2 separate regions of the Homo sapiens genome follow, and region 2 is linked to region 1. The links are chromatin contacts, found by POLR2A ChIA-PET in ENCODE. All regions are on one chromosome and are shown on one strand. The core of a region is the stretch at or near the end of the contact, and the rest is flanking DNA. Distances in the headings are between cores, read along the strand shown. Region 1 overlaps EPB41 (erythrocyte membrane protein band 4.1). Region 2 overlaps PUM1 (pumilio RNA binding family member 1).

Region 1 (7,077 bases), core at 1,280-3,779:
ACTGCACCCAACCGTAATTAGTTTTTAATGAGCAAATGTTAAATTGCTTTATTTATGTTCACCTATATATTTATGTGTAAAGTGTTGTTAAAAGTGCTTAATATAAAAGCTTAATAACAAAGTACAAACCTGGCTGTGTAAGAAAAGGGCATTATTTCCCTGTAAGTATTTTTGGAAAAGAAAAATTGGTACCTCTGAATCATAATCTGGCTTCAACTTCCCTGATAGTTTATAAGAGCCCCTACTGGGGAAGTCAGTGGGCAAGTGAATCCTGGGAAAAATTGGCCTTATCATAGTCAGGGCATCGACAGGTCTGTATGGACCAGGTTCTTATAGGACATCCAGCGGGAACATTGTCAAAGGGAATGGGCTACTCTATATTTTATGCTTCTAAGTTTATCATGGTAAACCTCCAGCTCAGAAGTAAGTCAAAACAGAGTGTTGTTTTTTTTTTTTAATTTTTATTTTTAATTAAAACGAGAGTCCTTAGCTGATCTAAGAAGCAGAGCATGGAAGGGAAAGTAGGAACTTCATTAGCACATGGCCCAGGTAAATCTTGTACAAAAATGAATCTGGGGAAGATTCATCTTAGGATTGTCAAGTTAAAGGGTCAGTACAGTAGCAAAAACACCTTAGTGATGGCAGGCCTTCCTTAATATGCTGTCTCTTGGCTGGGTGTGGTGGCTCATGCCTGTAATCCCAGCACTTTGGGAGGCTGAACTGGGTGGATCACCTGAGTTCGTAACCAGCCTGGCCAACATTGTGAAACCACATCTCTACTGAAAATACAAAAATTAGCCAGGCATGGTGGCACATGCCTGTAATCCCAGCTATGCGGGAGGCTGAGGCATGAGAATCGCTTGAACCCAGGAGGCAGAGGTCGCAGGGAGCCGAGGTCACGCCATTGCACTCCAGCTTGGGAAACAGAGCGAGATCCCGTCTCAAAAAAAAATCATGCTGTCTCTTAAGTCACAGTTGTCTAGTCTGGATGGGTATCACAGTCTGTTTTATATACAGCTGTCCCTGGTATCTCCCATCACTATCATCCTGGGGATGTGCTTTGCCTCTTTCCTGTGATGTTTCTCCTGTTTCCTTTTTCCTTGGTTTTCTTTGTGTTTTGATAGAGTGCTACTCCTCAGAAATGGTACATGGGATGTAATCGTTTTTGAGACATTACATGTCTGAAAAGATGGCTTTATTCTGCCTTCTCATTTGATTTTGAATTTTGTTGGGTATAGGATTTTAGGCTTGAAATTATTTGCCTTCAGAATTTTGAAGGCATTGCTTCATTGTCTTCTAGTTTCCAGTGTTGCTCTTGAAAAGGCCAGAGCCATTTTGATTTTTGATCTTTTGTATGACTTTTGTTCGTCTCCCTCCTCCTTTACACAATCAAGCGAGTATGATCTTTTCTTTTTTCTTGTCCTTACGAAGTTGAGAGTTTACAATTATATATCTTGGTGTGGGTTGATTTTCATCTATTGTTCTGGGCCCACGTCTATTTTTTACCAGACTGATTTCCTAAAGAATGTTAATTTAGCATATTGCCTGGGCTGAATGTGGTAGGCATTCAACAAATGTTTATTGAAAGAGTGAGACATATTGTTACACTTGAGAGACTAGCTTTGCCACATACTAGTTGCAAGTTAGATAAGTTACTTGTCCTTCTGTTTTCTCATTGGTAAAATGGGAATGATAATGAGATAATCTGTATGAAAGCATGTAGAATCATGCTTGACATGTAGTAAGCATTCAATAAAAATAAGGTGTTATCATTATTATTATGATAGTATTATTGGCTGGGCATGGTAGCTCATACCTGTAATTCCAGCACTTTGGGATGTAGAAGCAAGTGGATCACTTGAGCCCAGGAGTTTTGAGACTAGTGAAACCCTGTCTCTACCAAAAATGAAAAAATAGTAACTGAGTGTGGTGGCACATACCTCTAGTCCCAGCTACTCGGTAGGTTGAGGTGGGAGGATAACCTGAGCCTGGGAAGGTGAGGCTGCAGTGAGCCATGAGTACACCACTGCACTTGCCTGGGTGACAGGGATAAGACCCTACCTCAAAAAAAAAAAAAAGATAGTATTATTGTTTTAAAATGAAATTACCAATTAATCAAGGCCTTGGCTTTAAAAGAAAAGATTTATGTGTCATAATCTAGAGATGCATTCTGGAGCATCCTTCGGGTTGAATATTCTACCTGTTCTTAGGTAGGATGTACAAAAGAACAGTGTATCTTTTACTTAAAATTGATTGTATTTGGCAAGACTATATGGCTTTATTTTAGCTATTGGAAAAAGATAAAATCACAACAAATTTAGTTAAAGATCTAATTGGCTTTTATTTGTGATTCATGTATTAGGCAGCCTTCATTCTACAAAATAGAATGAGGGCTCCCAATAAGCAATGGCAGAACAGTGGGTTTTGTAAGGTAGGAATAAGGAAACCAAGTAATAGGAAAAAGCTGATTAGTTTACATCAAGTTACTTTTCTTCTAAATGCTAAAGCAGAGAGGACTTTCTTGTTAAACTGACTCAGGTAGACTGGAATCTCCTGTTTTCAGGAAAAACTGGTCTGTTTAGCATCTACCCACTTCCTTTAGGTTTCAGTTTGATTATGTGGTATTTAGTATGAGTGACTCCATTTTTGTTTGGCCTGATCTGTTGGAGCCAGTGAAGAAGCTTAGACCAAAACAATGGCCTTCCATAATTTTTGTTTAACACTATCAGTCCATGTATATGTACTGTCAATAAGCCAAATTTCTAGATAAGACCTTCTCTAGAAGTACACAGATATTTGTGAAATGATTGAATCAGTAAAGTTCATAGTAAATCATGGTCATCTAAGTTTTCCGCCATTCTGAAAATACAGAAGGTAATAGAGCTATACAGGCTCTGGGGGCTCATCCCCCCATTTTATAGATGAGGAAACTGAAGCACAGCGTGACAGAGTGAGTAAAGGCAGAGTGACATCCTCTAGTTGCACAGTCAGTTTACTCCTGTAGCTCCTTGCCTGCTGCCCCTTCCTAAGTTATTTTCTTCTTTAGCTTTTTACTCCTTTCCTTGATTTTTACATTTCATCTGTAGTTTTTTTGTTTCCTCTACAGAATTAGTTTATGTTGTAGAAAAAAAATGTGAGCCATAATACAATGAGAGACAACTGTTTTCTGTTCTTTCCATTCTCTGGTGTCTTCTTTTTGTATATGTAAAGATTTGTCCTTTGTATATGTAACTTCTGTCATTAAGAGCTTTGTGCTTTGTTTGTAGACAATTGAGTACATTTAGCAGGGAGGAAAGTTTTCCCTCATATGGAGTGGCTTGCTTGTTCCCTTTTCCTACTGACTGCGTGATAATGGGCCTATTGCTAGGGTCTGGCAAGACAAGTGGAAAAGCGGTAAGAAGCAAACTTCTTTTTCTTTCAGGCTGGAGTGCAGTGGTGCCATCTTAGTTCACTGCAACCTCCACCTCCCAGGTTCCAGCGATTCTCACGCCTCAGCCTCCTAAGTAGCTGGGATTACAGGCGCCCACCACCACAGCCAGCTAATTTTTGTATTTTTAGTATAGACAGAGTTTCACCATGTTGGTCAGGCTGGTCTTGAACTCCTGGCCTCAGGTGATCCAACTGCCTTGCCTCGCAAAGTGCTGGAATTACAGGCATGAGCCACTGCGCCCAGCCCAGAAGCAAACTTCTATAGTTCTGTGAGAGATTTGTTGCCACTATGAATCAAAATTGTCAGTTAAATAGTTGCTTCCTATATTTTATTCCTGCTTATAATTATTTATTAATGGATCAAGGATTTTTTCCTTGGGAGAGAAGTCACTTACATTAATTCCATCTCCCTCCAAATTTCATCTCTAAGCAGAAAACTTGTGCTCTTCTGGTAAATAATGAGAATTTTAAATTAGGACTACATGCAATTCAATGGTATATAGTCATTGTCTTTTTCCATCCATTTTCTGTGTGGATGAATTTTCTTACCTTTAGAGTCAGATAATCAGTCTGAAAAGATCATCAGTCAAACAGAAGTCTTTTGCTCACCTTCACAGGCAAAGAGCAAACACCAATGGAGTGACTATTAAATAAAGAGTATGAGTAATTTAGTTTATAGTCATCTGAAAGGATTGATTCTCATTGATTCATGACTGGCCTTGAAGGCAAGTGGCAGTCATGGTTGTATCTTTATTGTCTGGCAAATTAGAAAGACGAAGGGGAATTTTGTAAATATACTTGCAGAGTAGGGAGGCTGCATTTGTTATCTTGTCTTTTGCTACAGAGATTTGGGTCAACACCTCTAATGAATTTAAATGTGGTTTTTTGGGGTTTTGTTTCTTATTTTTTGTGTTTTAACTTAGTACTTAAAGAATGAGACCTAGAATTACCTGTGCTCTAGAGTTTCTATAACATAACTTGGAGCAGTGATTTGAAGTCAACATCCTAACAGCAGCATAAATAAGGTTATTCCTTGAGTTAAGACAGATAGACTTCTGGAGCTGTACAAAAGTCTTTTACCTCAAAAGACAAGGATTTGTATAAATCTCTTATGTGTATGCGTGGGGGTTTTAGGACCTCCATATAAGGGTAGCTGATGACTAACTCGGGGAATGGAGTTCTTTTTTTTAAAACATTATGACCTAAGGTTGTAAATGCTGCCGAAGATATGAAAGGTGTTAGTCTGTTCTTGCACTGCTATAAAGAAATATCTATAAAGAAAGGAGGTTTAATTGGCTCATGGTTCTGCAGGCTGTATAAGAAGCATGGTGGCATCAGCTTCTGGGGAGGCCTCAGGAAACTTAGAATCATGGCAGAAGACTATGGGGAAGCTGGCACATCTTACATGGCCAGAGCAGGAGGAAGAGGGGGTGGGATGCTATGTACTTTGAAACAACCAGATCTTGTGAGAACTCTTATCATGAGAACAACACCAAAGGGGGAAATCTACCCCCATGATCCAGTCATCTCCCACCAAGCCCCACCTCCAACACTAGGGATTACAATTTGACATGAGATTTGGGTGGGGATACACATCCAAACAATGTCTGCTCCTATTCATTTTACCTCTTTAAATGCCATTTCTGTAGTTGAAACTTTATTAATCTATCCTGGTTTACTTCAGTAGCGTCATTCATCTATTCTTTGTTCATTCATTCATAAACATTTATTATTCAAATAGTATCTGCCTTGTGCTGGGCAGAGCTATAAAAGACAGTCTCTTTCCTCATGGAGCTCCCAGACTGACTAGGCAATAGCAGTAAGATGGACACCCACATGGATGGGGAGTCAGAAGGGGTTTTCTGGAGAAGATAATAACAGATATGAATTATAAGAGACAGTCAGGAATCTTCCAGATGAAGAAGGAGGGAGAGAGTATTCCAAGTAGAAGAAACCACTTGTAAGAAGGTGTTTTGAAAGAAGAACCCATAGGAGACGGGTAATACTTTAGCCAAATGAATGAAGATCTATATCAGGATATTGCTGCTCTTCATCTCTATATTATTTGGAAAGTTGTTTTTTAAGCCAGAGAAGGAATATAATTCTTTTTAATGCACAAGCTTAAATTCTGCTTAAAGTGTTAATATATTTAATTCTCAGGATATGATTGATAAAATGGACTCTTCAAAAAGAATCCATACCACTGAAAATATTCAAATAGAACTAGATTATTCAGAATTACTATTTTAGGGGACATCTGAAGATCCTGCTTTTTTCCTCTAGCTCTAACCCTTTCTTCTATGCTGTAACCATACTCTTTGAGAAATTGGTTTGCATATATTATTCTCTATTGCCTTACTGCATATTAGCTTAACATAACACAAGAAAGGTGTAAATCGTACATATACATCCCAAAGAATTTTTTTTTTTTTTTTTTTTGAGACGGAGTCTCGCTCTGTCGCCTAGGCTGGAGTGCAGTGGCTTGATCTTGGCTCACTGCAAGCTCCGCCTCCCGGGTTCACGCCATTCTCCTGCCTCAGCCTCCTGAGTAGCTGGTACTACAGGCGCCCGCCACCCAGCCCGTCTAATTTTTTTGAGTTTTTAGTAGAGACAGGGTTTCACTGTGTTAGCCAGGATGGTCTCGATCTCCTGACCTCATGATCCACCCGCCTGGGCCTGCCAGAGTGCTGGGATTACAGGTGTGAGCCACTGCGCCCGGCCAAAGAATTTTTTAAAAGTGAACACATCTGTATAAACGCCCCCAAGATAAGAAAAATGAACATTATCAGAACTCTAAAATCCCCTATTGTGTCCCTTCCAGTCACTACCTCCAACCCCTTATCAGTTGTTACTCCTCCCCACTCCCCATCAAAAGTAACTTCTTCCTCCAGCCTGGGCGACATAGTGAAACCCTGTCCCTACAAATACAAAAAAATTAGCCAGGTGTGGTGGTGAGCACCTGTAGTCCCAGCTACTCAGGAGTCAGAGGTGGGAGGATTGCTTGAGCCGGAGAGGTGGAGGTTGCAGTCAGCCGAGATTGTGCCACTGCACTCCTGCCTGGGTAACAGAGTGAGACCCTATCCCAAAATTAAAAAAAAAAAAAAGTTACTTCATCCTGATGTCTATCACCATCAATCACTTTAGCCTGTTTTTAAACTTTACATAAATAAAATCATACAGTGTCTTCTCTTAGGTAGGGTTTCTTTGGTTTCATTCATTATGATGTTTTTGAGATTCATTCATGCTGTTTCAAATAGCAATAGTTCATTCTCATTACTGTATAATTTTTTTTTTTGAGACAGGGTCTCACCCTGTTGTCAGGCTGGAGTGCAGTGGTACGATCTTGATTTACTGCATCCTCCACCTCCCTGGCTCAAGCGATCCTCCTGCTTCAGCCTCCCGGCCTCGTTACTGTATAATATAATATTTCATTGCTTGACTACACCACACTTTATGTACTCTACTACTGATAGACATTTGGCTTGTTTACAGTTTGGGGCTTTTACGAATGCTTCTGCTAGGAACATTCTTGTAGGTGCCTTTTGGTATACATCTCACCGTAAACATTTCTGTTGGACATGTTCCTAGGTGTGAGACTGACGGATTTTAGAGAAGGCATATGTTCAGCTTTAGTGATACTATCAAACA
Region 2 (7,077 bases), core at 1,729-4,228, 2.0 Mb after region 1:
GACACTGATCAAACCATCCAATAGAGGCTGAACTTAAATATCTAGAATTACTCGCTTAACCCATGCCAAGATTTTTAAGGAGTGGGGAAGGGAACTAACAGTGACCCTATTAGCTAACTACTAAGTGGACTCTTACTGAAAAAGAAAGTATTTACAACTATTAAAACACTTCTCTCTATACGTGTACTAACTACCAGACAAAGTTACTCAAGCTGGAGCATGAACCAGCTATGAACCTCAGCTATGGAATGCCAGAGGCAAAATTCACTTCCTTTATACACAGAGACTCCATTAACCAAAATACTTCCCAACCACAACACTAACCTATTCCAAGATTTTGGAAGGACAGAAAAGCTATTCCTTCATTACTGGAAGGGAAATAAAATCTTCTAACCTCCATTAATTTTTTAACAATACTTGGTAATGCCATTAAAGTGACTTCACAAATCACTCCATGCTTCAGAGAAACAGGGATCGCTGGCCATAAGCCAACATGAGAAGTTTATACTAGCTTCAACAAAAAAATGCAAAGTACCCTTCAAGCAAGACACAGTACAGTTTTGCATAAGATCAAAGCACCAGTGACCAGGCTTACAAAGTAAAATTCCACAGAACTCTATCATTCTTGGTTCTGGTCATCAGCTTTACTGACTAAAATGCCCCCTCTTATTTCCTCTAATTATGTTTTCAACTGCTATTACACAGGAAACTAAGATGTTTGAGATAGTATTTAACCACCATTTTTGAGCACAAAAATACCTGGAGAGTTGAATTTCTCAGAAGAACACAATAAAAAACCAGAAAGCACAAAACATTTCCTCTCCTTGACGATAAAGGTTTAACTTTCCCATTTAACCCATAACCCAATGATAATGGAAAAATAATTAAACTCTGCTCTCACTAAAATAAATCTCTGCTTCCCAAATCTAATTTCTGGGTTTCTCGGCATAATTTTCATCTACCTTTAAGTGGCTCTATAATCTATCTCATGGACTTGGGTTACTGCCTGGACCAAAGCAGTTTGCCATACATTTTGCTCTTAAGGACCTAATTTGTTGTTTACTAATTAAACAAGATTGAGAAAAAAAAAAAACATTTGTCTGGTATTTAATTGCACAGATACCTAAGTTTCCTTGAAAATGAACAGTTATAAGTAGCAGTCTTCCTGGTGTACCACTTATTACCCTAAGGGCATTTGGGGGAGGGTGAGGATCAGGGTAAAATGGGAAAGAGCCCCGATCGAGGGTAGCATTAGGGTCGGGAAGCACTAAACTGGACAACTTTGAAGTGCCCTAGGAAATCTTACTAAACTGCCCTGAACCTCATTCTCTTTTTATTGATGAAGAAAATATCGTTCAAGTTGCTGTGATGATTAGAAATATTGTTGATGAGTGCCTAGCACAACAGGTTCTCAATAATGTATTCAAAAACATCACACCTAGGCAAAACAGCGGTCAAACCAGGTCACAGAGGGGATACTGAAAATTAATGTAAACTATGCAAAGGACAATTCAATAATTATTTTTAAACTTATTTTTCTCCTTTTAGTCTCAAAAATGTCCTGTCCCCTGCAAGGCCGGGCGCGGTGGCTCACACCTATAATCCTAGCACTTTGGGAGGCCAAGGCAGGAGCATCACAAGGTCAGGAGATCAAGACCATCCTGGCTAACACAGCGAAACCCTGTCTTTACTAAAAATACAAAAAAAAAAAAAAAATTGGCCGGGCGTGGTGGTGTGTGCCTGTAGTCCCAGCTCCTCAGGAGGCTGCGGCAGGAGACTAGCTTGAACCCAGGAGTGGGAGGGTGCGGTGAGCTAAGATCATGCCACTGAACTCCAGCCTGGGCAACAGAGCGAGACTCCATCTTCAAAAAAAAAAAAAATCCTGTCCGAAGATTACAAATAAAATTTCTTTCCTCATTGGTTATACCCTTTCTCCAATTAAAATTCTGATTTTTTTTCTCCCGTATTTTGTGCAAAGCAAAAGCAACTACTCTTTTGTATTCCAGAAGAAAGAATGTCAGCCTAAGGAGGGTCTCACTTGTTTTATGCTCCACATAACAGTGCAAAGAACGCTAAGGTGATCAAAACCATTCTTGTCCTTTAAATGTTTTAAGAGTTCATTCCTCACAGAAACTTGTAAATGTTTATTTAAAACTCAAGGAACAGGGCCCAGCATGGTGGCTCACGCCTGTAATCCCAGCACCTTGGGAGGCTGAGGCAGGTGAATCACCTGAGGTCAGGAGTTCGAGACTAGAATGGCCAACATGGCAAGATCCCCGTCTCTACTAAAAAACTCAAAAATTAGCTGCGTATGGTGGTGTACATCTATAGTCCCAGCTACTCGGGAGGCTGAGGCACAAGAATTGCTTGAACCAGGGACGCAGAGGTTGCAATGAGCCAAGATCACGCCACTGTACTCCAGCCTGGGCAAGAGAGCAAGACTCTGTCTCAAAAAAAAAAAAAAAAAAAACAAAAACAGAAACAAAAAAAAACACCTCAAGGAACAGTTTCCAAAAGTACCAGCCTCCATATGTAAATATAGTCTTATCCATAATTTGTAAAATTGCTTACAGAAAGCAGCAGCCTTTCAGCTCAAGGCTTCAAAAATCAGTTCTGGGATCCTGTCACCTTTCATGATAGTATACCAGGCTGTCATAATGTGCAAAGCCAGGAGAAGCAGGTGAACACATAAGCGAGGCTATTTTCAGGGTAAATTCTCTCAAAAGGAAACAACAATACAGCAAACATGAAGCAAAGTGCTATTAGGTTGGTGCAAAAGTGTGGTTTTTGCCACTATGGCAAAAAAAAAAGAAAGCAAAAGACTGAACCAAGGTGCTTGGGCAAAGACAGAAGCAAAATTAGCAAAGCTCTTAAAAGTCTCTGAATCTTACTCAGTCTTTCTCCCTTTCCTCCAAAACATATGCGTCTATACTCAACTGCTGTGGTTAGCAGCATCTGAAATGACTCTTAATGATCTTCACTTACAAGTACTCATACCCTGAGTAATCCCCTTCCCCTGACTGTGGGCTAGACCTATGACATGCCTCTAAGAAATAACATAAGACAAGTCATGGGATGTTCCTTTCAAGATGTTACAAAAGCTGTGATTTCCATCTTGCTTGTCCTCTTCTATCTATTGTCCTGATTGCTTACTCTGATGATGACTGCTGCTATGTTGTGAGCTGCCCTATACAGACGCCACATGAAGCCAAGAGAGAGACATCTCTGGACAACAGCTACATATACAAAGCTGTTGCTCCGCAGCTTCCCACTGAACTCTGCCTCTGCCCTGGGTCATTTACACACAATTAAGAACTGAGATCCTCCGTCCAACAACCAGCAAAGAATGGATTCTGATGGTTGATACCACATGAGTGAGTTTGGAAACAGACCTTTCTCCAAGCAAGTTTGAGACAGACCTTTCTCCAAGCAAGCTTTGAGATGAATGCAGCCAAAGTTGAAATCATGACTGCAGCTTGTGAAGGACCCTGAAGCAGATGACTCAGGAAAGTCATGCCTAGGTTCCTAACCTATAGCAACTATGAGGCTTAAACAACTGTCTTGTTTTAGGCAGGGCGTGGTGGCTTACACCTGTAATCCCAGTGCTTTCTAAGGGTGAGGCCAGGAGTCTAAGATCAGACTTAGCAACCAACATAGCGAGACTCTAGCTTTACAAAAGACTTTTTAAAAATCAGTCCGGAGTGGTGGCACACCCCTGCAGTCCCAGCTACTCAGGAGGCTGAGGTGGGAAGACTCCTTGAGCCCAGAGGTTTGAAGCTGCAGTGAGCTACGATTACACTACTGCACTCCTGCCTGGGCAACAGAGTGAGACCCTATCTCTTAAAATACACACACACACACACACACACACACACACACACACACACTGTGCTGTTTTAAGCCACTAAATTTTAGGGTGATTTGTTAAGCAGCAATAACACTGTTGTGAATATGTGGAAGTATTTTTGTATATTTGAAACACTTCTTTAGGAGTCTGTTTTCAAGAAACACTTCTTGTTCCATTTCTAATATTTAAATGTAAGTGATGAAACTAAAATCCTTTTCAATTGAAAAAAAGTAAAAGACTGGCTTTTTTAACTCGGCAAAATCAAATCAATTTAGACATGTTGAGCTTACTGAGAATTAGTAGCAATCACTTATATTCAACAGTCAGCTAAAAGATACCTAACTGTTCAAATCTGATCATATTAAAAGGAGTTAGAAACTACTGAATTATAAAACCAAATGATAATGTGTTATCCAAGTACAATTTCAAATTCAACAGTAAGCTCTCTGGAGGTAACATCATCCACAGCGTTGGGTAAAATATCCTAGTTTGCCAACCCACTGGCATAAATACCAGCAGTTGCCAAATCTTCACTTAACACACAATAACCAAAAATGTAAATGCATCCAACCTATGAAAAGATAGTTCCTATCCACCCCATCAAGAATCTGGAAATAAAGACTAGTTTTTTTGACAAGGCGAAAAGTAACAGATCACAAGAGAGATGTAGAGTTTGTTTTAAAGAATAACTTAGCAGTAAGAGGATTAAATGATGTGACAATTCCAAAAGAAGATAACAGGAATTAGGAATTGGTCCAACAAAAGCAAAAGAGACCCAAGGAATCAGATGTAGCCAGTATTATCCAGGTGACACATTTAAGGGCAGGGCATATGATGCACAAAGAAGCCTATTCTTATCAAAGCAATTAATGCATCTGGTTAGATAGTAGCTTAATTACACTGGACACTAAAAACACCCAAGTAATCTCCCTGGCTCCAACTCTGCTTACCAAGCCACCTTCTTAAAGAACTGGCTTCCTCCTATAGCCAACCATGCCAATCACCAAACACAACCATCCTTGTCCATCTAAGAGTTGTTTTTTTTCCTTAAAAAAAAAAAATCAGCAGACTGCATTTTGGTTTTCATACATTAGCCTCTTGTTGTTCTGGTTAGTGTGGGGTCAATATCGCAACCCAGTCATCTGAATTAGTAATAACAGTCCATTTCAAGATCTACAAACTGAGAACCATGACTTGGGGAGTCCTATCATCCCCAGCAATAAAATAAATAGACCTTGTACTCTTTCTTGTAATGAAACATTAAGTGGAATTCCTAACTGCCCCACCAATAGTGTGTGCTCTCAAATCTCTGGGAGAAACACACACACGTACACTGTTTATCCCACCCTGAATCGTAAGTTTATAAAATAAAAAAACTTATGAAAAGTAAAAAAAAAAAAAAAAAAAAAATTCAGTAAGCTTATCTATGAGGCTTCTGGAAAACAAAATAGAAGTCAAGCACTGGTTTACAAGCAATGTCAGCCACTTGAGACACTTCTTTTAAATTTGTCTGGAAACACCTTTTTTCCTTTCCATCTAACAAAAAAGAACAATACGCAAAACCACACTTAACACTTAACAATCAATCATGTCATAAACCCCTACACCAAGAACCCTTAAAACATGGATTAAGACAATAAAAAGTGGAGAATATCAAGAAACTCTAAGCTTCTTATTTTAAGAACAGTGATAAAGACCCATGAATGCTCTGAAATCACTTTATTTTAAACTAGTTTTAAATCCCAGCTGTGTGAATTTTATCCTCTTCTGCTTTTTCTCACCTATAAAATGACCTATTGTGTACAATGAAAGAGATAACACATGTAATGACATAATACAATGCTGAAACAGTAAACAAAAAATCAGCTACTATCCTTCTTTAAAAGAGCAAAGTAGCAGCCAATAGACATCACAATACTAATGATTTGTCAATGAAATGCTCCTATGTCAAACTATCAGACACAGTGATCATGGCATCACCTAGGCCATGTCAGTACAAACCTCATTACATTAACTACCCCAACAAAACAACACTACAAGAACCATGATTACGGCTTTTCAGGAACTGCAGAGGCAAGACAATTATTGCCTGGACTTGTTTGACCATACCGCCACTAATATTTGAATAGGGATTTATCAATGAGGTTTACTGATGATCTCAACAGTAAAAGGGCTCTCCAGCAACTACTCTGTACTCAAAAGGAATAAAATATTAGGTAACTGCTTACACACTCAATACAGGCTGCACAGAGCATCTCTCAGAGCAGAAATTGAGCATCTTAAGAAATACTACTAACATGGATGTTACAACCCTGCAGACGTGATCAGTTTGATCATGTTATTATCTAGCATCTCTAACTTACAACACAAGCTTAGTTTCACTGGAATGCAGCCAATGCAGGAAACAAATGCTTGATATTTAACTAGCTGGTAAGACAGACCAACAACCAAAACAATTATTAATCTCTTAGTATATATCTCACCACACTCTCAGTACATTAAGAGAAGATGACATCAACTCAGAGAAAGGACCTTTCAGAACTAACTGAAATGAGGAAGTTTGATTGGTAACCACTGATAATCACAGGTGGTAGTCTTACTTGTAAAAATTTTGTATTTTTCACAACTTATGTAGTCTCTCCATACCACAGACTGTTGTTGTGAAATCAAGTGAGATAGTATATGAAGTGCTTTTATAAATACTAAGAACTATACTGATATTAAGTTATACTAAAGCTTTATTTAAAGCTTTAACTTATTAAAACATATCTTTAAGAAAAGCCAAGTTCATTCATTCCTGGTTAGCGTAATTCTTTTGGAAGGGCCTCAGAAACTACATACGTATCAAAAGTCACAGCCAGGTATGATGGCTGATTCCTGCAATCCCAGCACTTTGGGAGGTGAGGCAGGAGGATAGCTTGAGTCTAGGAGTTAAAGACCAGCCTGGAAAACATGTGACAGCCCATCTCTACAAAAACTTAAAAAAGCCAAGTGTGGTAGCACATGCCTGTGGTCCTAGCTATTCAGGAGGCTGACCTAGGTGGGAGGATCACCTGAGCCCAGGAGGTCAAGGCTGCAGTGAGCCATGATTGTGCCACTGCACTCTAGCCTGGGCAACAGAGCAAGATCCAGTCTCCAAAAAAAAAAAAAAAAAAAAAATCTACATTCAAAGTGCTTGTAAAAATAAAAAAAAGTCGAGGCTGGATGCAGTGGCTCATGCTTGTAACCCC

What was found. ChIA-PET counts read pairs that join two places held with the same protein, here RNA polymerase II (POLR2A).
Region 2: POLR2A ChIA-PET joins it to region 1 with 10 read pairs in activated T-cell. The contact joins two enhancer-like sites. POLR2A ChIA-PET finds 5 or more read pairs at or near these places in 2 of 52 experiments (activated CD4-positive, alpha-beta T cell and activated T-cell).

What each region holds. Positions count from the first base shown.
Region 1 is chr1:29,000,387-29,007,463 of GRCh38, forward strand. All of the region lies in intron 4 of EPB41 (erythrocyte membrane protein band 4.1), which reads left to right. Among named protein-coding and RNA genes, the nearest start is that of EPB41, 89 kb to the left of the region's middle. RefSeq lists a silencer at 3,171-3,465. Within about 2 kb of position 2,530, at least 2 of the 41 ENCODE cell types and tissues checked have a DNase peak (open chromatin) inside an H3K27ac peak, as active enhancers do.
Region 2 is chr1:31,007,318-31,014,394 of GRCh38, forward strand. The region is part of intron 3 of PUM1 (pumilio RNA binding family member 1); the gene reads right to left. Among named protein-coding and RNA genes, the nearest start is that of SNORD103C, 43 kb to the left of the region's middle. RefSeq lists an enhancer at 2,652-2,781. Within about 2 kb of position 2,979, at least 2 of the 41 ENCODE cell types and tissues checked have a DNase peak (open chromatin) inside an H3K27ac peak, as active enhancers do.